3 separate regions of the Homo sapiens genome follow, and regions 2 and 3 are each linked to region 1. Evidence: read pairs that join two places in POLR2A ChIA-PET (ENCODE). Cell type or tissue: CD4-positive, alpha-beta T cell. All regions are shown on one strand.

Evidence for each region. ChIA-PET counts read pairs that join two places held together with the same protein. Peaks named below come from ENCODE experiments on the same cell type or tissue, not always from the same donor. Only the 100,000 strongest peaks of a DNase experiment are listed, where the experiment ranks them.
Region 2: POLR2A ChIA-PET joins it to region 1 with 6 read pairs; 3 of 35 experiments call an interaction of 5 or more read pairs at or near these places.
Region 3: POLR2A ChIA-PET joins it to region 1 with 9 read pairs; 2 of 35 experiments call an interaction of 5 or more read pairs at or near these places.

Annotation. Positions count from the first base shown.
Region 1 is chr2:234,453,658-234,456,157 of GRCh38, forward strand. LINC01891 (long intergenic non-protein coding RNA 1891) reads right to left here and starts at 938. Exons shown (of 3, transcript NR_146988.1): 1 at 828-938. It also overlaps the pseudogene HSPE1P9. In CD4-positive, alpha-beta T cell, no CTCF peak of the experiment used is centred here; a DNase peak (open chromatin) is centred at 984; H3K4me3 peaks cover 1,355 bases; H3K27ac peaks cover 2,074 bases.
Region 2 is chr2:234,007,991-234,010,490 of GRCh38, forward strand. TRPM8 (transient receptor potential cation channel subfamily M member 8) reads left to right here. Exons shown (of 26, transcript NM_024080.5): 24 at 80-113. Among named protein-coding and RNA genes, the nearest start is that of SPP2, 41 kb to the right of the region's middle. In CD4-positive, alpha-beta T cell, no CTCF peak of the experiment used is centred here; no DNase peak of the experiment used is centred here.
Region 3 is chr2:234,177,985-234,180,484 of GRCh38, forward strand. No RefSeq gene overlaps it. Among named protein-coding and RNA genes, the nearest start is that of SPP2, 130 kb to the left of the region's middle. In CD4-positive, alpha-beta T cell, no CTCF peak of the experiment used is centred here; no DNase peak of the experiment used is centred here.

The DNA.
Region 1 (2,500 bases):
TCCAGCATTTCCTCCACTTCCCATGTATCCAGAACCTAGAATTAAAACAACTGGCCGGGCACAGTGGCTCATGCCTGTAATCCCAGCACTTTGGGAGGCCAAGATGGGAAGATCATGAGGTCAAAAGATCAAGACTGTCTTGGCCAACACAGTGAAACTCTGTCTCTACTAAAAATACAAAAAATTAGCCAGGCATGGTGGCACGTGTCTGTAGTCCCAGCTACTCGGGAGGCTGAGGCAGGAGAATTGCTGAAACCTGGGAGGTGGAGGTTGTGGCGACCCAAGATCGTACCACTGCACTCCAGCCTGGGCAACAGAGCAATACTCCATTTCAGAACAAAAACAAAAAGAAAAACAAACCATGTTCTAAGTATTTCAAACATTTGTCTATTGTCTGTAGGATTTACTCCCTCCAGTTTCCTAGCAGAGAGAGAAAAGAGTAAAATTAGAATGATATGCATTTATTTCAATATTGAAACCACATTTTGAAGAGTTCACTGAACTAAATGAAGAACCTAAGCTGGTCTATTAACTATAAGCAGACTTCGCACATGAAAAACGGGACATTTTCTGGATGATTGACACTAAATTCAACTTGGACAGTGAGCTAGCATCCAGGAGAGCCAGTTACTTTGGTTTTAACAAACCCCAGAGAATGGATTTCCAGTCCTGTCTACTCAGTAGAATCAACTAAAGTTAGTTTTCCCCAGCTACAAATATCTACAAGTGTTAGCTAAAATATGAAGTTTATTTAAAAATACATAGTTGAATTAACAAAGACAGAGATTCTCAAATGCTAGAAACAAAGAGAAAATTAAAAGCCATACCAATATAGTGTGTGTCAAAGGTGTAGTCATCAGGGCTGAGAGCAGGGAGTTATCTGACCCAGAAATAAGAGTTTTAAGTTAGCATCCACATGAAGACAGGAGAGGAAGTTTGGGGTAGGGTTGGAACGGAGAGCTTTATATAAAGCTGATATCTTTGAAACTCACCACCTTCAATGAAGAGGAAACAAAACCAACCCATCGACGTGCTGCTACCCAGGTCTCAGAAAAGAAAAAAAAAAAAAAGTCTGAATTTAAATTACTTGCGTGGGGCAGGAAACTCTAAGTTAAGCTTGTAACATATGAATTGGCCCTGGGTTGATAATACCCCTGTAGCAATTCAAGATATTGAGGTAACAAAATTATCTTAAAAGATTAAAAAATAAGTATGTTTGAAGTTATGAAAGCGATTTCAAAGAAGAAATAGAAAATGTAAGGAAGAACAACACGTAATGAAAACAGGACAGATTGACAAAAGGAACAACTAGAAGCACGAGGGATAGTTTGAATTGAGGATGGACTGAATAGATTTAGCTACGCTCTCTACTTTTTGTCATTAGTTATCATTAGTTTATTAAAAAAGACAGATCTGGAAATTATTTACATGATGAAAGATTTCAGAACTTCAGTGGAATGGGCAGCTTCAAGTTGATGTCATTTCAATAGTAACTTATTTCAGTCTACATACTTCCCAAGAATGCACCATCTCTTTTTTATGTATTTATTATTTTGAGAAAGAGTCTCACTCTGTCGCCCAGGCTGGAGTGCAATGGCATGATCTTGGCTCACTGTAACCTCCGTCTCCTGGGTTCAAGCCATTCTCCTGTCTCAGCCTCCCGGGTAGTGGGGTTATAGGCACACACCACCACGCCCGGCTAATTTTTGTATTTTTAGTAAAGATGGGGTTTCACCATGTTGGCCAGGCTGGGCTCAAACTCTTGACTTCAGGTGATCCGCCCACCTTGGCCTCCCAAAGTGCTGGGATGACAGGCGTGAGCCACAGTGCCCAGTCAGAATGTCACCGTCTCTAAATAAGAAATAATCCTTGTCATCTAGAACTACTCTGGTGCCTCCATATTCTAGGAGAAGAAATTTATCTCCAACTCTCATGCTAACTGGTTGAATCTCTCCACCCTTTCCTTTAGAACCTGATCCAACAGCTACTCCTTTTGCTTGCAATACTTTTCCTTGAGATTTTTCTGGAAGCATAATGCCTCCTTTGGTTACAGTTGTGGTGGCAATCCTTTCAACAAATACTCTGTCAAAGAGTAGAAGAAACTTTCTAAATGCTTGTCCTGCCATGACTTCCTCAACCGCAGACTCATACTCCGCTCTCGTGCAGCACCACAAGGAGAGATCCCTCTATTCTTAATTTATAATGACATCCTCCTTTGGTTTTTTGGTTCCATAAAAGCTCTTATTAAAAAAAAACAAAACAAAAAGAAAAAAACAGTGAAATGTTGAACTTTTTTTTAAAAAAATTTTACTTTAGGTTCTAGGATACCTGTGCAGAATGTGCAGGTTTGTTACATAGGTATACATGTGCCATTGTGGTTTGCTGTGCCTATCAACCTGTCATCTAGGTTTTAAGCCCCACATGCATTAGGTATTTGTCCTAATGCTCTCCCACCCTTTGCCCCCCACCCCCCGACAGGCCCCGGGGTGTGATGTTCCCC
Region 2 (2,500 bases), 450 kb before region 1:
ACTGCAAAATGGAGCCTAATAGCCCTCTCTCAATCTGTTTTTCTCTTGTTCACTTTCTTTTTCATTAACTTCTTTGCAGAATGAGGCATCGATTTAGACAACTGGATACAAAGGTATGGTTCTGTTAATAGTTTGGATTTTTTTTTTTTTTTGGTCACTAATACTTTGAGCTTTCAGCTAGAGGCCAGTAGTTGTGATAATAAAAGAAGTTATATTCAGCTTTCTTAATTCACTGTCTAAGAGCAGGGTGCTGGAATGGTATTGCTTCTCATGCTCTAAGCATCTCCCAGGGAAGAGTCTTGAAGTCCCACTTCCATGATGTCCAAAATCTTTTCTGTCTTATCCAACTCAGGGCCCCCTCTTCTCTTTCTTTCAGCTGTGGAGGCAGGTGAAGATGCTTACAATTATAGGGAACATAAGGAAGGCTCAAAAGAGCTTTTTGGGAGCCAGTGTGCCTTGATGCTAGTCTTTGCTGCCACTCTGATTCGTTGCCTGTTTTATTTGGAGGGCATTGGAAATGCGTGAGTACGCATATGAACACCAGGCATAGACAGAGTGTGTCTGCCCTCACTCTGAGCTGGGTAGCTGAAATTATAATCAGGTTCAAATCACAATCGATTCGTATATGCTAGATCCCTGCTAGGCTCTGAAGAGGAGATGATATTTGGTATTCTATCACGTTAGTTTGAGAATGGCATCCCGGATGATGACATTCATAGACCTCCCAGTGTTGTGGCTGTTCGGTGGGTAGACAGGACCCCATCTGGTTTGGCAAAATCTCCACCACCCAGTACCTTGACCATAGTAGAGCCTTAATAAATGTTTATTGAATGAATAAATGAACAAAAGGGGTCCCTTGCAGAGCTCTCATATAAGAATTTATCTGTTTACAGTTTCTTGTTTATTTATTTGTGTTATTTACCCTCAACATTTAAAAAATCTAGGCAGTAGTTGGCAGCTGTGAAGGCCCTAAGTCTAGAGAACGATGGGTTGTTGTAAGCAGCTGAAATGAGGGGCAGCATGAACCAGAAGAGAGCCCAGTGGGAAGAAGTGGGGGAGTCTGGGTTATTCTGCCTGGGAACTTGCTTGCCTCTTTACAGAGCTGGATTTTATTCCCATGCAAGGGAAGGCTCGGGGAGTTTTAAAACCCAAGAGGGACCTATCTGGAATCCTCCTTTCACAGTGCTCTCTGAGTGATCAGAATGGTTGTGGAGGAGAGGCTCCAGCAATCTGGTTGGGGAGTTAGATGCGCTGGGAACTCTTCTACGTGGTGTGTTTGTAGAGAAAACAGTCTATTTTAGTTTGTTTTGTTTTTTACTCGAGTTTATTTGGAGTGACTTCGGAGGGAGCTAATGGAAAGCCATCTTAGGGTTTGGGCAAAAGCTTCCCCAAGCCACACCTTGGTCCTGATCCTGCTGTGGGACATGCAGAGAGTGGACAGAGGAGGGCAGCAACAGTGGATGCAGGAAGAGAGGGACAGGGTGCGAGCCTTGGCCCCAGCCTGGGCCCTGGGTCAGAGGAGAGGCGGTAGAATTGTGGATACAGGACCAGCTGACCTGACTCCTAGGGTCCAGGAAGTTCGTCAGCCTGGATCCCCACTGCACAGCGCAGAGCCTCGGCCATCACTCAGGAGGTCCCACCGCCTCCCTCCCCTTCTCCCTTTCCCCTTGCTCTGTCTCTTTTTTTAAAATTTCCCCCTCTGTCCTCTTACTTCCCCTTCTGAACAACCAAAAATCCCTCCTTCTTTTTACTCACAGAGAATTTTAGGGATAATCTTTTGTTTCTCAAGAAAGCTTCTGGAGTCTTTTAAATTTATTTTTAAACAGCTTTATTGAGATATCATTGACATATAAAATTATATATATTTAAAATGTACAATTTGATGCTTTGATGCATGTATACATTGCAAAATGATCACTACAACCGAGCCCAGCTAATTAACATCGTATTACTTCTACATATTTACCATCTGTGAGTGTTGTATGTATGTGTGAGGGAATTAGATTAATTTAAAATCTCTCCTCCTGGCAAATTTCGTGGGTACAATGTTGTTAACTATTGTCACCATGCTGTACAGTTGATCTCTAGAATTTATTTATCTTGCATAACAGAAACTTTCTGCCCTTTGACCAATATCACCTGATTTGCCCCTCCTTCTTAGCCCCAGCGACCACCGTGCTACTCTCTGACTTGATGAGTTTGACTCTTTTAGATTTCACATATAAGTGAGATAGTGCATTATTTCTCTTTCTGTGTCTGGCTAATTTTGTTTAGCATAATGTCCTCCAGCTCCACTTACGCTGTGGAAAATGGCAGCATTTCTTTCCCCATTTTAAGGGTGAAAAATATTCCATTATAGGTATGTACCACATTTTCTTTATCCATTGATCTCTTGATGGACATTAGGTAGTTTCCATATTTTGGCTATTGTGAATCATGCTGCAGTGAATGTGAGAATGCAGATATCTCTTTGTGATCCTGATTTCAATTCTTTTGGACC
Region 3 (2,500 bases), 280 kb before region 1:
AAAAATTCCACAAATTGGCCAGGCGAGGTGGCTCACTCCTGCAATTCCAGCACTTTGGGAGGGCGAGGTGGGCAGATCACGAGGTCAGGAGATGGAGAACATCCTGGCCAACATGGTCTCTACTAAAAATTGAAAAAAAAAAAATTAGCTGTGTGTGGCAGCATGTGCCTGTAATCCCAGCTACTGGAGAGGCTGAGGCAGGAGAATCGCTTGAACCCGGGAGGCGGAGGTTGCAGTGAGTCGAGATCACACCACTGCATTCCAGACGGCAACAGAGCGAGACTCTGTCTCAAAAAAAAAAAAAAAAAATCCACAAATTACTGAATATCATGTCCAGATCTCCAGTAATGTATCATTTTTATTCTTTTATCATTTTTATGTTAAGTTTAAAGCATGTAAAATAGTGCTCTGTATTGTTTAGGGATAATCTAGTCATGATATAAAGAACTGTGTGAGAAGAATGATAACTGTCCATTCATGCCAGTGGTTAGTTCTGAGAGGGGGTAGTGCAGGCATTGTGATTGAATAGGGGCACAGAGAGATAAGAGAAACAGTGTGAAGCTATGTCACTGTGTGAGCTGAATCTTCCTGTTGAAGCCAGGAGGAAAAGGAGGAGGCAAAGCCGACTCCAGGCTGCCAGACGAGCGGCTGGGTGATGATGGAACCATTCAGCACGATCTCAAATATAGGGAAAGACCAGATATGTCCTCTGTTCTTTCCCTTTACACTCTGTGCCCTGCGGGGCTTATCTTTATGGACTATTTCAACTGGGCCCCTAATGCTGTGGCTTCTGGCTGGGTTTGGCCAAGCAGCAGCACCAGCAGGGGATCAAAGAGTAGGAGGAGGGAGAGATGAGGCCACTTATCCGTGGCTGCCTCTGTGCCAGGCTGCAGGCAAACAGCGGCCACAGGCTCTCCTGCTGCACTCTGGGCGCCAGGAACTGTCCAGCCTGAATGGCTCCCCAGTGTGGCTGATGCCAAGGCGCATCGCTGTCCCTTGCTGATTTTCTTCAACTTTGCCCACACCTTGAAAATGACTCATAAAATTGTCCTCAAGTACCCTTTTTGAATGAGCTACTTGTTTCCTACAGCTTTTCTGACTATTGTAAGAAGGATGACAAATGTGTTTGTTTTCTACCGCTGCTGTAATAAACTATCACAAACTCAGTGGCTTAAAGCAACACGAATTTATTCTCTTACAGTTCTGGAGGTCAGAAGCCTCCAGTGGGTCAGCAGGGCTGCGTTCTTTCTGGAGGCGCTCGGGGAGAATCCATTTCTTTGCTGTTTCCATCTCCTCTGGGCTGCCCACATTCCCTGGCTCATGGCCTTACAAAATTCTAATCTCTGCTTCCGCAGCCATGTCACCATCTCCTACTCTGACTCCTGCTTTCCTCCTATGAGGGTCCTTGTGAGTATATTGCACTCCCCTCCCAATAATGCAGGATAATCTCTCCATCTCATGATCTTTCACTTAGTCTCATATGCAAAGTCCCTTTTGCCATGGAACATAACATATTCACAGGTTCCAGGTTCTGGGAATTAGGATGTGGACATCCTTTGGGTGCCATTATTCTGCCTCCCATAACAGATTCTTCAGGAAAAATAGCAAGTTTGATTTTCACATCCATATGTCTGCAGGAGTTGGAGGAGATATGGCATGGGCTGTTGGTTATCTGGGTCTGGATGTTTAATTTGGTTTTTAAGGTCTTCCCTGTATATACATCATGCAACATTCTCACACTGGAACTAGTGGAAAATAAAAACATAACTCACCTTCCCATATTGAGTTTTGCTAAATCCTATAAAGGAAGCCATCCATATTTCAATACCACTTCATTAAAATAGTCTTGTGAGCTACTTGGAAGGCTGAAGTGGGAGGATCACTTGAAGCCACAAGTTCAAGACCAGCCAGGGCAACATAGCAAGATCCTGTCTCAAAAAGAAAGAAAGAAAGAAAAACAAGAAAGAAAGAAAGAAGAAAGAAAGAAAGAGCAAGCCAGATGAGGTGGTGCACGTCAGTAGTCCCAGGTACTTGGGAGGCTGAGGCAGGGGAATCGTTTGAGCTCAGGATTTCAAGGCTGCAGTGAGCTATGGCCACATTACTTCACTCCAGCCTGAGCTACAGAGCAAGACTCTCTCTGAAAAAAAAAAAAAAAAAAAAAAAAAAAAAAAAAAAAAAGTCTGTTGAAGGATAGTTCTGTTCTCCTTACACTTGCCTTTTCTATCTTATGGATACCAACCCTCTCAATGTTATAGTCTTACAATTTCAGGCAATGGTTAAACAAACCCAAACTGAATTATACTACAATTGAAATCCAGTTACCTCATATGTGATTGATGCGCTTGCTTCTAAGACTTGCACACACTATGTGGACTCAATCTTGGTATATCGGGCCATGGAGATGCCTCATTATAGACTAGGATTATCTGGGTTTACAAAACCAAGTGTTTTCATGTCATAGCAATAACTTTTATGAGCTTAGATCCTAAATGAGTTTAAA